Regions from separate parts of the Homo sapiens genome. Here region 1 is linked to region 2. Evidence: chromatin loops called from intact Hi-C (ENCODE). Cell type or tissue: dorsolateral prefrontal cortex. All regions are shown on one strand. Each heading gives the region's core, and the rest is flanking DNA. Links, peaks and the distances in the headings are about the cores only.

What was found. A loop is a pair of places that touch in the nucleus more often than their neighbours do. Peaks named below come from ENCODE experiments on the same cell type or tissue, not always from the same donor. Only the 100,000 strongest peaks of a DNase experiment are listed, where the experiment ranks them.
Region 1: a loop joins it to region 2, with 2.5 times the contacts of the local background. A loop is called at or near these places in 13 of 110 quality-filtered maps.

What each region holds. Positions count from the first base shown.
Region 1 is chr19:47,239,584-47,248,470 of GRCh38, forward strand. It overlaps LOC124904731 (a long non-coding RNA gene), which reads right to left and starts at 4,612. Exons shown (of 2, transcript XR_007067278.1): 1 at 4,475-4,612. RefSeq lists silencers at 48-377, 1,762-1,881, 4,607-4,656, enhancers at 1,537-2,338, 3,371-3,510, 3,581-3,710, 3,809-4,802, 5,002-5,502 and a cis regulatory region at 4,371-5,022. In dorsolateral prefrontal cortex, for the core only: CTCF peaks have their summits at 4,815 (motif pointing left) and 5,015; DNase peaks (open chromatin) are centred at 3,578 and 4,758; H3K4me3 peaks cover 1,676 bases; H3K27ac peaks cover 1,278 bases.
Region 2 is chr19:47,030,974-47,039,860 of GRCh38, forward strand. It overlaps NPAS1 (neuronal PAS domain protein 1), which reads left to right. Exons shown (of 12, transcript NM_002517.4): 4 at 1,305-1,378; 5 at 1,670-1,759; 6 at 4,991-5,156; 7 at 8,063-8,178; 8 at 8,434-8,591. Among named protein-coding and RNA genes, the nearest start is that of TMEM160, 13 kb to the right of the region's middle. RefSeq lists an enhancer at 762-1,263. In dorsolateral prefrontal cortex, for the core only: CTCF peaks have their summits at 4,997 (motif pointing right) and 5,202; DNase peaks (open chromatin) are centred at 4,988 and 5,529; H3K4me3 peaks cover 1,448 bases; H3K27ac peaks cover 1,550 bases.

The DNA of each region.
Region 1 (8,887 bases), core at 3,460-5,959, 210 kb after region 2:
GCGGCCGGCGCGCGTGTGAAGGTTACCGCTTCCCGGCGGGGCGGGGGCCGCGCGCTGTTGCTGGGGTCTGCGGGGCCTGCCTGCGCCCGCGCCCCCCCTCCTTCCCGGCCAGCCAGTGAGCGGTACCCGCCGCCGTTGCCAGGGGAAACTCGCCGCCCCGTTACCCAGCAACAAGCCTGGCCCAACCAGGCGCGAGGACCCCCCAGGCCCCGCCCGCCGCTGCCCACCGCGTGCCCAATGCCAGGCGGGCAGAGCCGGCCCAGCTCCCGGAGACGGCGAGCGCGCTCATTGGCCACCGCCGCGTCCGCCCGGATCTGGGGGAGCCCTCGGCGCGGGGGGCGGGGAACCGGGCCCCGGGGAGCTGCCGGGCGCGCGGCCTGCAAACCTGCGACCGGCTGGGGTGATACCCGGGCTGTGCACCATCCACCTCCCTGCTCCCCTGTCCCGCACTCTCGGGTGAGGATGGGCAGTTGGGATGGGCTGGAAACGGGGTTGTGCATTCTGTTCCTACCCCCAGAATGGCACCCTGGAGTTGGCCTTGTGCCACCAAGGGTCCCCCTCCCACAAGGAGACCTGAGCATCCTGACTCCGTGAAGACAGGGACTGGTTGTTTCCCGCTCCCCCGCTCCCCGCCCCGCAGGTATCGTGGCTCTGGAACATAACGGTTGAAGTTCCCTCCCAGAAAACAACCCAGGCGTCCTGGCCTTATAAAAATAGGGTGTCACTGCACCCCCAAAGGACCCAGGCATGCCTGGCCCCGTGAAAACAAGGAGATGAGCCCCCTCCTCTTAGGAGATGCAGATGTCCCAGCCCCGGGACACAAGAACTCAGGGTCCCCCCAGAAGGGGACACAGTCATGTCTGATCCCAGGAAAACTAGGGCTGAACATCCCACTCCCACAAGAAACACGGACTCAGGCCTTTGGGCTCCCGACCCTGAGATGTTACAGAGCTCCTGGGCATCTTGGCCCTCACCACATTGATGCTGGGAGACACTCCTGTCCCTAACAGTCACCAGACCCTCAGGTGTCCAGTTTACCTAGGTGGGACCACCTGCCCAGCTCCAAGGTGCAGACCTGCCCACTTCCCACCCCTCTGAGCCCTTTTCCCCAGGGTCCAGGTGGTTGATCTCCCAGGACGTGGGCATCTGACTTCAGAGCCGCTTTCCTTACCTGTTGGCACCGACCCCCCACCTTGCGCCAGGGTCCCAGGCCTCATAGTGCCAAGGACCCCAGAAGTCCAAGCCCCGTGTCTCTGATTCCCCAGACACCTGGCCAAGCGACCCAGCCCCTCACAGTGATGTGGCTGGGGAGGAGGGAGTAGTGGAGAGGTTGGGGGGCCCTCCCCAGTCCCAGACCCCCAGGTCTGGAAGATCCAGCCCTGCAGCACCTTTACTTGGCCCCGTGGATCCAGACTGGGAGCCCCCAGCCTCGAGAGACCGTAACGTGCATGGCTGGGCCACTTCAGAGAGGCCCAATTCCTCAGTCCCCTCCCTCCCGGGAGACCCAAGGCAGAGCCGCCTGCAGCTCCAGACCCCAGCTCCAGACTTGGTGAGCCCAGGTGCGGCCCGCCCCTACCCTGGTACCTGGCGGGGCGGAGTTGAGGATTACTCAGCCTCCAGAATGAGGCGATGACATCATCCTGGGGGGGGTTGACTAATGGCCGCGCTGGGGGGGGCGGGGAAGTTTACCCGGTAACAGCGGCTGCCGCACGGCCCCGCCCCCGGGGAAGGGCTGGGAGGGGGAGGCACAGCCTGCGCTGGCGCACACACAAACACACACACACACACACACACACACACACACAGCGCATCCCTCCCCCACCGTCCCACATCTAACACAGCTTCCTGGGGCAAGGGCAGGGGTGCGGGGGTTGGGTGTTTGTGTGACTATGTGTGTGTGTGCTGGAGTCCTCTGTGGATTTGTGTCAGTGTGCTGTTGTGTCAGGGGGTTCACACATTACGGTGGGGTTGTGTCAGTGTGTGCTACTGTGTGTCACTTGATGGATTGTGTGTCAGTGTGATGGTGTGTGTCAGCATGCTACATTTGTCACAATGCTACATGTCATGGGCTGCTGTGACAATGTGATTGTGTGTCAGTGTACAATTGTGTGATGTTCTGGTGTGCTGTGTGTGATCATGATGGTGTGATGTGTGTGGTTCTGTGCAGCATGCTGGTCTGGCAGTGAGATGTGTGTGCCCATGTGATTGTGTCCTGACGCTGGGATCGTATATGTGTCAGAGTGATGTTGTGTTGGGGGAAGATCTGTGAAGGTGCTATGTCACTGTACTGTTCTGTTGTCATGGTTGGATGTGTTTGTGTAATGCTGGGTGTCACTGGGGTTGTGTGTGTATGTCATGGTGATGGTGTGTACGTGTATACAATGCTGTGTGTATATGGGATTGTGTGTGTCACTGAGTGTGTCAGTGGTACTTGTGTTGTGGGTGTTGGGACTGTGTATGTATCACTGTGATAGTGTATGCCCATGTGCTGTGCTGGGTGTCGGGGGAAGATGTGCATACATACTACTGTTATTGTGTGTGCCTGGACAATGCGGTGCACGGTGGGATTGTGTGTGTGTGTGTGACATTATGACTGTGTCTGAAATGCATATCTGTGGGACTGTGTATCACCGACAGTATGTGCATGTGCAATGCTGTGTGTTACTGTGGTTGTGTGTCATTGTGGTTGTGTTTGTCAGGGTGATGTTGTGTGTCCATGGAACTGTGTGTCTAATAGATTGCGTGTATGCAATATTGTCTCTCACTGTGCTTGAATGTGTCACTGTTGCGATTGTATCACTGTGATCTAGTGAGTGTGTTGGGACCAATTGGTTGTGGGATGAGTGTCACTGTATTGATTGTATGTCACTGATACTGTGTGTGTCAGGGTGATGTTGTGTGTTCAAGGGACTGTGCATACCTCATGGAGATTGCATGTGCCTGGGCAGCACTGTGTGTGCCTGTGGTTGTGGGTCTGGGGAGTGCTATGTGTCCTGGGACTGTCTGTGTCACTAAGTTGTTTTTTTGTTTTGTTTTGTTTTGTTTTTTGAGACGGAGTTTTGCTCTTGTTGTCCAGGCTGGAGTGCAGTGGCAGCGACCTTGGCTCATTGCAACCTCCACCTCCTGGGCTCAAGCGATTCTCCTGCCTCAGCCTCCCAAGTAGCTGGGACTACAGGTGCATGCCACCACACTAGAGACGGAGCTTCACCACATTGGTTAGGCTGGTCCCAAACTCCCGACCTCAAGTGATCTACCCGCCTCGACCTCCCAAAATGCTGGGATTACAGGCCTGAGCCACCGTGCCAGGCCTGAGCCACCGTGCCCGGCTGTCACTGATATTTTGTGTGTCTCTGTGATGCTGTGTGTCTGCGTGTTCCTGGGACCTGTGTGTCTGTCGCTGTGTGTGTCATTGTGATTGTGTATGTGCGGTGGGCGACGCTGCTTGTCTCTGGGACGGTGTGTGTGTGTGTGTGCGCGCCGCTGTGATTGTATGTCAGCGCGCTTCGCTGGGTGTCGGGGGAAGGTGCGCGTGTCTCCAGGCCTCCTGCCCGAGAACAGCGGCGCTGCTCTCTGATTGGCCGCGGCCGCGCCAGTGAGAAGCTCCCGAATCCTGCGGTAACTTGGTAACTTGGAGACTCGGCCCGCGCCGCAGCCGCGGGGCTCCGGGCTGGGGGCTGGGAGGGCGGGGAGGGGGAGGGGCCCGCCCCGCCCCTCCGGGGCCCGCCCCGCCCCTCCCCGCCCCGATTTCGCAGGCCCGCCCCGAGCGCCCCTCCCCGGCCCCCTCGCCCCGTCTCCCTCACCTCCAGCTCGGCACCTCTGACCCCCTACTTTGACTCCATCTCCCACACCCTTGCGTCGCTCCTGACTCCCCTATCTCTGCCACTCGCTGGGTCTCTCTGTCTCTCTCTTTCCCATGTTTATCTCTCCTGTCTCTGTCTCCCTGTAGATCTCTCTGCCTTTGTCTCTGTCTCTCATATCCCCTCTCTGTTTCTTCCATCTGTCTCTCCCATCAGTCTCCACCACTGCTGTCTCTCCCCGTCTCTGTCTCCGCCACCTCTGTCTCTCCTAGTCTCTCTCCGCTACCTCTGTCTCTGCCATCTGTCTCTATCATCTCTGTCTCTCCCTGTCTCTGTCTCCATCATCTCTGTCTCTCCCAGTCTCTGTCTCCATCATCTCTGTCTCTCCCTGTCTCTGTCTCCATCATCTCTGTCTCTCCCAGTCTCTGTCTCCATCATCTCTGTCTCTCCCAGTCTCTGTCTCCATCATCTCTGTCTCTCCGTGTCTCTGTCTCCCCCATCTCTGTCTCTGTCGCTCCATCTGACTCTCTCAGCTGTCCCTCCTGGATTCTGTCTCTCTCTCTCTCCCTCCTCTGCCTCAGTCTCCCCACCTTTGTCTCTTCTTCCTGTCGTCTCTCCCACCTCTTGTCTCTGTCTCTCCCGCCCCCCTCTCCCTTCCCCGATGCCCTCTCTCTTACTCCCACAGCCAGGCTCAGAATTCACTTTTCATCCTTCTAAGACAGCCAGCGGACGGTTCGCTACTTCGTCCTCGCCCCTCCCCTCCGGCCCAGGCTTCTGGCAGCAGGCCCCACGCAGGGCAGACTTCAGGAAGGACTTCCCGCCCTGGTTCGGCACGAGAGCTTTATCGCTCGGGCCAGGCGGAGGCCGGGCGGCCCCGTGGCTTCCGGAGGCGCCCGGGCGGGATGAGCTCACTGCGAGTTGGCCAGGATTTCATCAGCTTCCTCCTGCGGACTTGCCCCCGCTCCTTTCCCGGCCCGGCCGCGCGGGCGAATCCGCCGGACGCCTGCTGCCCCCGAGCGGCAGAAGGCGGAAGCACAGGCGCCGCGCAAAAAGCCCACCTTTGCACCAGACGATGTCGCCAGCTCAGGAAGCCTGCAAATACAAACCCAATTCATCCTCACAACCACCAGGGGAGATGGACTATACATATATATATTTTGAGGCGGAGTCTCGCTCTGTCGCCCAGGCTGGAGTGCAGTGGCGCGATCTCGGCTCACTGCAACCTCTGCCTCCCGGGTTCAAGCGATTCTCCTTGCCTCAGCCTCCTGAGTAGCTGGAACTACAAGCGCCTGCCACCATGCCCGGCTAATTTTTGTATTTTTAGTAGAAACAGGGTTTCACCATGTTGGCCAGGATGGTGTCGATCTCTTGACCTCGTGATCCACCCGCCTCGGCCTCTCAAAGTGCTGGGATTACAGGCGTGAGCCACCACGCCTGGCCCCATTTATTCTTATATCCACTCATTCAGCAATTACCACAGAGTCTCCCCTGTGCCAGGCACTGGTGCAGTTGTAGGCATGAGGATACAGCTGTGAGCAAAATGGATACAAATCCTGCCTTCATGGGACTGACACTCTGGTCTGTGGCAGACCACACACCAGGAGAACACAGTAACAATACAAAGCGAAACTTCAAGTAGAAAAAGGAAGCAGGGAAGGGCCGTCAGGAGTGTTGAGGGATGGTGTCTTTGAAAAAGTGCTATTTGCCGCCGGGCGCGGTGGCTCACATCTGTAATTCCAGCACTTTGGGAGGCCGATGCAGAAGGATCATTTGAGGACAGGAGTTCGAGGCCAGCCTGGCCAACATGGCGAAACCCCATCTCTACCAAAAATACAAAAATTAGCTGGGTGTGGTGGTGCGTGCCTGTAATCCCAGCTACTTGGGAGGCTGAGGCAGGAGAATCACTTGAACCTGGAAGTGGGAGGTTGCAGTGAGCCGAGATCACATCATTGCACTCCAGTCTGGGTGACAGAGCGAGAGTCTGTCAAGAAAGCAAGCAAGCAAGAAAGCAAGAAAGCAAGGAAGGAAGGAAGGAAGGAGAGAGAAGAAAGAAAGAGAGAGCGAGCAGATGGGATTGGCTGAGGTACTGGATGTGGATGTGAAGGACAGAGAGGCGTTTAGGGGGCAGCCGGAAGGATGAAGGTTCTGAGAGACCAATTGTCATCATCATCATCATGGCAGCTCTCTGAGTTCACCTACTGTGTGCTAGGCTCCGTGCCGATTCAGAGCTTTACATACATGACCTGGTTACATCCTTATGACCATCCATAGATCCAGGAAGCAGAGACGGGAGCTGTGGTAGGATTCAAGATTTTTATACACATATATATATATATATATATATATATATAGGTTTGTTTGTTTGTTTGAGATGGAGTCTTGCTCTGTTGCCCAGGCTGGAGTGCAGCGGCACGATCTCAGCTCACTGCAACCTCTGCCTCCTGGGTTCAAGCGATTCTCCTGCCTCAGCCTCCTGAGTAGCTGGGATTACAGGCACGTGCCACCATGCCCGGCTAATATTTGTATTTTTAGTAGAGACGGGGTTTCACCATGTTGGACAGGGTTTCACCATGTTGGTCAGGCTGGTCTCAAACTCCTGACCTCATAATCCACCCACCTCGGCCTCCCAAAGTGCTGGGATTACAGGCATGAGCCACCGCGCCTGGCCCCCTTTTTTTTTTTTGAGATGGAGTCTTGTTGCTGTGTTGCCCAGGGTGGAGTGCAGTGGCATGATCTCTGCTCACTGCAAGCTCCACCTCTTGGGTTCACGTCGTTCTCCTGCCTCAATCTCCTGAGTAGCTGGGACTACAGGCGCACGCCGCCAGGCCTGGCTAATTTTTTGTATTTTTAGTGGAGACGGGTTTCACTGAGTTAGCCAGGATGGTCTCCATCTCCTGACCTCGTGATCTACCCGCCTCGGCCTCCCAAAGTGCTGGGATTACAGGTATGAGCCACTGTGTCCAGCCTTTTTCTTTTTTTTTAGACAGGGTCTCACTCTGTCACTCAGGCTGGAGTGCAGAGGTGTGAACATGGCTCACTGCAGCCTCAACCTTCCAGGCCTAAGCAATCCTCCCACCTCAGCCTCCCTCCTGAATAGCTGGGACTACCTTCTTGTGCCACCATGGCCAGCTAATTTTATATTATTTTGTAGAGATGAGGTCTCCCCATGGTGCCCAGGCTGGTCTATAACTCCTGGGCTCAGGTGATCCTTCTGCCTCCGCCCCCCCAAAGTGCTGGGATTATAGGCATGAGCCACTATACATGGCCTTATTTTTTTTAAGACAGTGTCTTGCTCTGTTGCCCAAGCGGAGCAGTGGTGTGATCACAGCTCACTGTAATCTCAACCTCCTGGGCTCAAGTGAGCCTCCCACCTCAGCCTCCTGAGTAGCTGGGACCACAGGTGTGTGCCACCATGCCCTGCTAATTTTTTCTTTTTAATTTCTTTTATATTTTATTCTATTTATTTTTGAGACAGAGTCTTGCTCTGTCGCCCAGGCTGGAGTGCAGTGGCACAATCTCAGCTCACTGCGACCTCTGCCTCTTAGGTTCAAGTGACTCTCGTGTCTCAGTCTCCTGAGTAGCTGGGATTACAGGCCCGCACCACCATGCCCGGCTAATTTTTGTATTTTTAGTAGAGACAGTGTCTCACCATGTCACTCAGGCTGGCCTCGAACCACTCCAGGCCTTTTTAAATTTTATATTTTATTTTGTATTTTATTTATTTTATTTTTAGAGAGAGGGTCTTACTATGTTGCCCAGATGCCCAACTCCTGGGCTTAAATGATCCTCCTTCCTCAGCCTCCCAAGTACCTGGGACCACAGGTGCACACCACCACGCCTGGCTAATTTTAAATTTTTTTGTAGAGATGGGGGGGGGGAGGTCTCATTATGTTACCCAGGCTGGTCTCGAATTCCTGGCCTCAAGCGATCCTCTGGCCTTAGCCTCCCGAAGTGCTGGGACTACAGGCCTGAACCACCGCGCCTGGCCTCTACCTATTCCTTTGTTTAGCTGTTTGTTGTCTGTCTTCTGGAGAAAGTGAGCTCCATGGCGGCAGGGACATTCTAATTCCCATTTCACAGATCGGGAAACTAGAAGGAGGCCCGGCACAAAGTAGGTTCTCATGGGTTCAGGTTTGTTGAATGAATATGCGTGTCTGTTTGTCTCAAGCGGCAGGGAGTGCGCCGCACCGCCCCCTGGTGGAGAGTGGGAAACGTGTCCGCCGGCGTGATTATCAAATTTCCTGGGAGATCTTCAAGTCCGCCCTTAGCCACTGCGTACTAACGGTAGAATTTAACTCCATTCCACAAATAAACACAAAGTATTTTTTATGATTATTTTTGAACTTGTAAAATTTGTTTTTTGATTTCTTGAGACCATTGTTTAAGCTGTAGCATAAGTTACACACTTCTCTAAAGCCTCCCAATTCTTTTTTTTTTTAGGAACAAGGTCTCCCTCGCCGCTCAGGCTGGAATGCAGTGGCACGATCAGAGCTCATTGCAGCCTTGAAGTCCTGAAGCTCCAGACTCTTTTTTTTGTTTTTTGAAACGCAGTCTCGCTTTGTCGCCCAGGCTGGAGTACAGTGGTGTGATCTCGGCTCACTGCAACCTCTGCCTCCCAAGTTCAAGCAATTCTCTAATTCTCTGCCTCAGCCTCCTGAGTAGCTGGGATGACAGGCGCCCGCCACCATGCCCGGCTAATTTTTTTGTATTTTTACTACAGACGGGTTTCACCATCTTGGCCAGGGTGGTCTTGAAATCCTGACCTCGTGATCCACCTGCTTTGGCCTCTCAACGTGCTGCGATTACAGGCATAAGCCACCGCACCTGGCCCTCTTTTTTTTTTTTTTTGAGACAGAGTCTGGCTCTGTCCCCCAGGCTGGAGTGTGATCTCGGCTCCCTGCAACTCTGCCTCCCTGTTCCAGTGATTCTCTTGCCTCAGCCCCCGGAGTAGCTGGGATTACAGGCGCACGCCACCACGCCCGGCTAATTTTTGTATTTTTAGTAGAGACAGGGTTTCATCATGTTGGCCAGGCTGGTCTAGAACTCCTGACTTCAGGCGACCCACACCCGCCTCGGCCTCCCAAAGTGCT
Region 2 (8,887 bases), core at 3,538-6,037:
GAGTTGTAGAATCTCTATCTCTTTCTATTCCTTTATATCCCTCTGTCTCTGTCTTTCAGTCTCCTCTCTGCCTCCTTCTCATCCTTCAGGTCTGCTCAAATGTCCCCTCCTTCAACAGCCCTAACTCCATTACTCTCCATTTTGCACCACCTATTTCATTCTCCATAGCACTGGCCACAAAGGGTAATTCCATATTTGTTAGTTTCTTTGTGTGTGTGTGTTTTTTTTTTTTTTTTTTTTAAACAGACGGAGTCTCACTTTGTTGCCCAGGCTGCAGTGCAGTGGCGCGATCTTGACTCACTGCAACCTCCGCTTCCCAGGTTCAAGCGATCCTCCTACCTAGCCTCCTAAATAGCTGGAATTACAGGCCCACGCCACCATGCCCAGCTAATTTTTTTGTGTTTTTAGTAGGGACGGTTTCACCATGTTGCCCAGGCTGGTCTCAAACTCCTGACCTCAAGTGATCTACCCTCCTCGGCCTCCCAAAGTGCTTGGATTATAGGCATGAGCCACCTCGCCCAGCCTGTTGGTTTCTTTTCTTTCTCTCTTTTTTCTTTCTTTCTTTTTTTTTTTTTGAGATGGAGTCTCGCACTGTCATCCAGGCTGGAGTGCAGTGGCATGATCTCGGCTCACTGCAACCTCTGCCTCCCGGTTTCAAGCGATTCTCCTGCCTCAACCTCCCGAGTAGCCAGGACTACAGGCGCCCACCTCCACACCCGGCTAATTTTTGTATTTTCAGTAGAGATGGGGATCCAACATATTGGCCAGGCTGGTCTCGAACCCCTGACCTTGTGATCTGCCTGCCTCAGCCTCCCAAAGTGCTGGGATTACAGGTGTGAGCCACCTCGCCCAGCCTGTTGGTTTCTTATTTATTTATTTTTATGGGATCCCTAAGCAGAGATGTTAGTTTCTTGCTTGCTGTTCAACTGCCCCTGGTCTGAGAGCCCAGCAGGAGGCAGGGGTTGCTGGGCTGTCCTGGTCACCGTTGCACTCCCAGCAATGCCTAGTGCAGGACATAGGGAGGGTAGGTATTCAGGGAGCTTTTGTGAGTGAATGGGTGGATGAATGAATGAGTCCCTCTATGCACCCCCTGGCCCGTCTGTCTCTGTGAGTCAGTCTGTCACTCACTGTCCCACCCACCTGTGTGTCCCACGCCCCAGGTCTCTCCCCCATGGGTGCCCAGATACCCCAAGATGTCTACAAGCCTTAGGGGAAGAGAGGGAGGTTTGTAGACTGGCTCCCGGGGGACCTGCCCTGGGCAGGGTCAGCCAGACTAACAGGCTTCATCCTTCCATCTGCCCCAGCCCCAGGCCGCCGCGGCCCCGCAGCGCTGGTCTCCGAAGTCTTCGAGCAGCACCTGGGAGGTCACATCTTGCAGGTGAGTGAGGCCCCTTCCCTGCCTGCCGCTCCTTGCTACCACCTAGCGGCCGCCTCTGGAGAACAGCAGCCTCTTCAGCATCCATCTATTGTGGGGGGTACCTGGACTGGGAAGGCGAATGCTCAAGATCCCTCCACTCCCTGCCCCTTCCGAGGACCACTGAAGCCCCCTCCCCACCAAAACAGTCCACCTCAGGTGGAGACCCAGGTTTCAGAACCTCTTACCACTTGGCGGCTGGACAGAGGGACACCGGGTCCTCTCCTTCCCCCTCCCTGTCTCTCCCGGCTCTAGTCCCTGGATGGCTTTGTGTTCGCCTTGAACCAGGAAGGAAAATTCCTCTACATCTCAGAGACAGTCTCCATCTATCTGGGTCTCTCACAGGTAAGGGACCCCCAGTGGACCTGGATTGGCTCAGCCACCATCTCCCTTGCCAGGCCTATGCATATCCTTCCTCTCTCCTGGTCTCACCATAGCAGCAAGAAAAATGGACTGGATCTCTGTGGTCCCCAAAGTGTGTTCCTTGGCACCCCACATGGCACCCAGCATGGTTCATCCTTGAAGGCAGAGGAGGGCTATTGTTTTTTGTTTGTTTGTTTGTTTGTTTTTGAGACGGAGTCTCGCTCTATCACCCAGGCTGGAGTGCAGTGGTGCGATCTTCGCTCAGTGCAACCTCCACCTCCCGGGTTCAAACAATTCTCCTGCCTCAGCCTCCTGAGTAGCTGGGACTACAGGCGCCCACCACACCCGGCTAACTTTTTGTATTTTTAGTAAAGATGGGGTTTCACCATGTTAGCCAGGATGGTTGAGATCTCCTGACCTCGTGATCCACCTGCCTCGGCCTCCCAAAGTGCTAGGATTACAGTGTGAGCCACTGTCCTGGCTGATGAGGGCTATTTTTTTTTTTTTGAGTTGGAGTTTCCCTCTTGTTGCCCAGGCTGGAGTGCAATGGTACGATCTCAGCTCACTGCAACCTCTGCCTCCTGGGTTCAAGCGATTCTCCTGCCTCAGCCTCCCGAGTAGCTGGGATTACAGACATGCACCACCACGCCTAGCTAACTTTGTATTTTTTAAATAGAGACAGGGTTTCTTCATGTTGGTCAGGCTTGTCTTGAACTCTCAATCTCAGGCAATCCGCCTGCCTCAGCCTCCCAAAGTGCTGGGATTACAGCGTGAGCCACCGCGCCCAGCCTGAGGGGGCTATTAAAGTAACAAGTAGATCTGAGGAAAGCAGGTTCACTGAAAGATCAGTTTGCCAATGACTGGCGGGCCAGATGCACCATATTTGCCAACACTTGTTTCTTCTTAACAATTTTAAAGGTTTAGAGGCCACCCACGCTGGCTCATGCCTGTAATCCCAACACTTTGGGAGGCTGAGCCAGGAGGATCACCTGAGGCCAGGAATTCAAAACCAGCCTGGGCAACATAGTGAGACACCCCACCACCCCCACCCCCACCATCTCTACAAAAAAACTTAAAAATTAGCCAGGCATGGTGGCACACTGTTGTCCCAGCTACTCAGGAGGTTGAGATGGGAGGATCGCTTGAGCCCATAGGGTCAAGGTGGCAGTGAGCCATGATGAAGCCACTGCACTCCAACATGGACAACAAAGTGAGGCTATGCCTTAAAAAAAAAAAAAAAAAAAAAAAAAAAAAAAAAAAAAAAAAAAAAAGGGCCGGGCGCGGTGGCTCACGCCTGTAATCCCAGCACTTTGGGAGGCCGAGGCAGGCAAATCACCTGAGGTTGGGAATTCAAGACCAGCCTGACCAACATGGAGAAACCCCGTCTCTCTACTAAAAAACAAAAAATACAAAATTAGCCAGGCGTGGTGGCAGACACCTGTAATCCCAGCTACTCGGGAGGCTGAGGCAAGATAATCACTTGAACCCAGGAAGTGGAGGGTACAGTGAGCCGAGATCGTGGCATTGCACTCCAGCCTGGGCAACAAGAGCAAAACTCCGTCTCAAAAAAAAAAAAAAAAAAAGGGCAGGAAGACCTACTGAAAGCCCCATCCTTGGAGCCCTGGCATCTCACAGCACCTTAAGCTTTGCCAGTCCCTCCAATACAAATTGCTATCAACTTTGATCATTTTTACAAATATTTTTCACAAATAGGAAATTTAGGAAATTCAGTGCATTGGCAACTTGTGAGTACCTTTTCAGTGAGATTCCTGGAGGAGGAAGACACCAAAAGGAGGGGAATTTGGACAAGAGGACGGGAGGGAGGAAGAGTGGAGGAAAAGCTTGGCCAGGTGTGGTGGCTCACGCCTGTAATCCCAGCACTTTGGGAGGCAAAAGCAGGCAGATCACCTGAGGTCAGGAGTTCGAGACCAACCTGGGCAACATGGCGAAACCCAGTCTCTACTAAAAATACAAAATTAGCCGGGTGTGCTGGCAGATGCCTATAGTCCCAGCTACTCCAGAGGCTGAGGCAGAAGAATCACTTGAACCCAGGAGGCAGAGGTTGCAGTGAGCCAAGATTGCACCATTGCACTCCAGCCTGGGCAACGAGAGCAAAACCCCATCTCAAAAACAAAACAAAACAAAAAAAGTCCAGGCGCGGTGGCTCATGCCCGTAAACCCAGCACTTTGGGAGGCTGAGGCGGGCAGATCACCTGAGGTCGGGAGTTTGAGACCAGCCTGACCAACATGGAGAAACCCCGTCTGTACTAAAAATACAAAATTAGCCAGGTGTGTTGGCACATGCCTGTAATCCCAGCTTCTTGGGAGGCCGAGGCGGGAGAATTGCTTGAACCTGGGAGGCAGAGGTCACGGTGAGCCGAGATCGCGCCATTGCACTCCAGCCTGGGCAACAAGAGCAAAACTCCGTCTAAAAAAATAAAAAGAAGAAGAAGAAGAAGAAGAAGAAGAAGGAAAGGCTTGAAGCTGTTGAAGCTGGCGTGGGGGAGGATTTAATGAGGGGGCGGAGCCCAGAGGGATAACGGACTGAGGGAAGCATGTGACCTCCAAGCTGAGGGGCAATGGGAGTCATGGCAGCCATGGTGGTCAGGTAAGTAACTTGCAGAGGCATCTTTGAACTGTAGGTCAGAAGACCAGTGAGGACGCGGGGGCAGAAACACAGTGGGGAGAAGATGGGGGCCTGCATTGAGGGAGGCAGGGAGAGAAGGGGACTGCTAGGAGAGAGATTTACGGGTAGAATTGAATGTAAAAGTGTCTGATTGAAAAGCTCTAACTCTTTAAGAGCTTAAAAACCACTCCCCTGTTTGTATCTTGAATCTCATTCCTGCTGGGACACCCAGTGATTCATGCCAGGGCACAGTTGTTTGCTGTATGGGGGTGGTAGTGAGTAAGCAGGAGTTGGGTAAACGGAGGTTCTGACACCTCCCACCCACGCCCCACTCCCACACACAGCCCCTTAATAGAGTGGGCGGGGAAAAATCCTTACTAATCACTGGGTATGAAGCGAGAAGAGTCTAAGTTTGTATCTTCCGTTTGAAAGGTAATTGTTTTTTGTTTTTTTCTTTTCTTAAAAAAACACACTGGCATGAAGCGCACCTGCGTGCAGGCAAATGAGGCAAGGCTGAGCCCAGAGGGCGAGCGAGTTACTGCGCGCGCACCTCACCCGCCCCCTGCATTCCCCTCCTTCGCCGGCAGGTGGAGATGACGGGCAGCAGCGTCTTCGACTACATTCACCCTGGGGACCACTCAGAGGTGCTGGAGCAACTGGGGCTGCGGACGCCGACGCCCGGCCCCCCAACCCCGCCCTCCGTCTCCTCTTCCTCCTCCTCTTCCTCTTCGCTTGCAGATACCCCCGAGATCGGTAATTCTAAGGGCTCCTAAAGAATGAAGTCTGAGGGTAGATCGGGGGACGCCCGCTGTACTGTATCCAGCCATGCCGCGTTTATACAAATAGCAGTGAAGTTAGAACTGTGTAGAACGAATCTTTGCAAAAGGAATCGGAGTATAAATTGAGGCGGTGAGACTTGGTTCCTTAAGCTTGCCAAACTCCCAAAGATTCGAGCTACAGAAAGACCCCCCTGGCTGCTGAAAGGAGTTGGGAGAGGCTTAGGTAAATAACAAGGCAGGCTTATTGGGAATATACACCGGCTGTGTCTGTAAGTGCACAATCACATTACATAATTACGTTAGGGCCGGGCGCGGCGGCTCGCGCCTGTAACCCCGGCACTTCGGGAGGCCCAGGGGGGCGGATCACTTGAGCTCGGTTGGAGACCAGCCTGGGCAACATAGTGAAACCTCATCTCTACAAAAATTACAAAAAAGGCCAGGAGTGGTGGCACAAAGCTGTAGCCCCAGCACTTTGGGAGGCCGAGGCGGGTGGGTCACCTAAAGTCAGGAGTTTGAGACCAGCCTGGCTTGCATAGTGAAACCCCATCTCTACTAAAAATACAAAAAAAAAAAAAAAATTAGCTGGGTATGGTGGGGGGTGCCTGAGTCCCAGCTACTCGGGAGGCTGAGGCAGAAGGATCACTTGAACCCAGGAGATGGATGTTGCAGTGAGCAGAGATTGTGCCACTGCACTCCAGCCTGGGCGAGTCCAAGACTGTCTCCAAAAAAAACAACAACAACAAAAGAAAGAAAAAAACATTAGCTGGGCATGATGACACATGCCAGTGGTCCCAGCTACTTGGGAGGTGGGAGGATGGCTTGAGCCTTGGGGACAGAGGTTGCAGTGAGGAGATCACGTTGCTGCACTCCAGCCCGGGTGACAGAGCCAGTGTCTGGAAAAAAAAAAAAAAAAAGGCTGGGTGCGGTGGCTCACGCCTGTAATCCCAGCACTTTGGGAGGCCGAAGTGGGCGGATCACCTGAGGTCGGGAGTTCGAGACCAGCCTGGCCAGCATGGTGAAACCCCATCTCTACTAAAAATACAAAAATTAGCCGGGCGTGGTGCAGGTGCCTGTGATCCCAGATACTCAGGATGCTGAGGCAGGAGAATCGCTTGAACCTGGGAGGTGGAGGTTGCACTGAGCCGAGATCAGGCCATTGCACTCTGAGTGAGACTCCGTCTCCAAAAAAAAAAAAAAAAAAAAAAAAAAAAAATTGCATTAGATCCTAAGCGCAGGCCCACAATGCAAGAAGTGTTATCTCCATTTTACATCAGAAAACTGAGGCACGGCGCGGAGAGGTTAAGTTAATTGCCCCCAGGTCACACAGCTATAAGTGATTGAGTTGGATTCTAGCCCAGGTCTGTCTGTTCCGGGGTCAGCACGCCTAACCCTTCTCTCCAGTGGAAATTTCCACTCCCACTGTGTATGGGAGGGAGGGTGCTGCAGATTACCCTGCCGGCTCTTTTTAGCTCTGAGATGTTGGGGGCCTATGAGGCTAACTATCCTGTAAATAGGATTTTCCAATCTTGGGTTTGCTTAACACCAAAAACATCTGAGACATCAGCTGTGCTTGCAAGCGTGGGGCGAAGTCTGCAACACGTGCAGGCTGTTGGGGAGTGGGACTGTGTTTGTACCTGAGTTTTAGGCACAGGGTCATCTGTGTGTGAGCATATTTTTAAGACCGTTTTGTAGGGGTTACAGAAGGATCTGGATTTGTGAGTCTTATTTATTGCTATTCCCCAATCCCCTGTTCTGGGCCAGCCCCTGTCCTGGTGACATAGGAGTGACCATGACAGCTCCAGCCCCACCCACCTGGGGCTCCCAGTCCAGTGAGGGGAGACCAACCTGTCCTCAGACAGTGGCAACCCAGATGGGGCAGGGCTGGGATAGGGGAACCCAGAGGGGATGGCTGACCCAGCCTGAGGGTCAGGGAGGGCTTCTTGGAGGAGGAGAAGTCTGTGCTGAGACCTGGAGGATGGGTCCTGAGAGGTGGGCTTTCCTCTCAAGGCCTCAGGAAGCTATGGCAGGTTCAGAGCAGGGGAGGGTGGAGGCACGTTTGAGCATTAGAAAGACGTAGATGGGGCCAGGCGCAGTGGCTCACGCCTGTAATCCCAGCACTTTGGGAGGCCGAGGCGGCCAGATCACGAGGTCAAGAGATTGAGACCATCCTGGCCAACATGGCGATACCCCGTCTCTACTAAAAATACAAAAACTAGCTGGGCATGATGGCGCGTGCCTGTAATTCCAGCTACTCAGGAAGCTGAGGCAGGAGAATCACTTGAACTGGGGAGACGGAGGTCGCAGTAGGCCGAGATCGTGCCACTGCACTCTAGCCTGGTGACAGAGCGAGACTCCAGCTCAAAAAAAAAAAAAAAAAAGACATGGATGGGACCAGACATGGTGGCTCACACATGTAATCGTAGCACCTTGGGAGGCCAAGGAGGGCAGATCCCTTGAAGTCAGGAGTTCAAAACCAGCCTGGCCAACATGGCAAAACCCCGTCTCTACTAAAAATACAAAAATTAGTCGGGCATGGTAGCATGTGCCTGTAATCCCAGCTACTTGGGAGGCTGAGGCAGAAGAATCACTTGAACCCAGGAGGCGGAGGTTGCAGTGAGCCAAGATTGCGCCATTCACTCCAGCCTGGACAACAGAGTGATATTCAGTCTCAAAAAAAAAAAGAAAGGATGCGGATGGCTGCCACATAGGGGAGCCCACATACTGTCCCCATGAGCTTTCAAAATCATCAGGCATGCCTCTGAGTGCGGCCGTGGCCCAGCGGACATCTTGTGTCTATGTCCGGCTGGCTCTGCAAGGGTCAGGGTGGCCTGTGTGTTTCCTCTTCAGGACCCCATAACCTTCCTTCACTCTCTGTCCCAGAGGCCAGCCTCACCAAGGTGCCCCCCTCCTCCCTGGTCCAGGAGCGCTCCTTCTTTGTCCGCATGAAATCCACGCTCACCAAGAGGGGGCTGCACGTCAAGGCCTCAGGGTACAAGGTGGGTGTGAGCAGTCAGGCTCCTGTATTCCAGGCAGCCATGTCCCCAGATTGAGGGTGACCGAGGGAACCAGGCTGGTGGCTTCACTGGCTGCAGGTGGCTTAGGGAACTGGGTCTGGGAATGGGACTGGGGGGGTCACACAGTGTCCAGTCCTCCAGCACCTGTGGGGGACAGAGGGAACCCAGCCCAGTGATGGTCCTCTTGCCCCCACTGGCCCGCCTTGTCCCTCCTCCAACCATGCCCACCACCAGCAGGTCATCCACGTGACTGGGCGCCTTCGGGCCCACGCCCTGGGCCTTGTGGCCCTCGGGCACACGTTGCCCCCGGCCCCCCTGGCTGAGCTGCCACTCCATGGACACATGATCGTCTTCCGTCTCAGCCTGGGTCTCACCATCCTTGCTTGTGAGAGCAGGTACCGGGGTTGGGGGCTGTGGCGGGTGGATTGGGGGCACAATGGAGATCTGGGGGTACATGGGGAGTCAGAGGGAGTGCTGGGTCTGCAGGATAGGGCACTGGGGAGCCATGGGAGGCGGAACAGCAATGGATGGGACAGGGTGATGGGGAGAAGGGAGGGAAGGCAGGGGACCAGGGCGGAGGCCTAGCCCAGGGGTGCCTTCGGGGATGGAAGAGGGGCTGTGTCTTGGGTCCGGGCCCTCCTTCTGGGGCTGCAGATCTTGGCCCGTCTCTGGTCTTTCATTTCTCATTTCT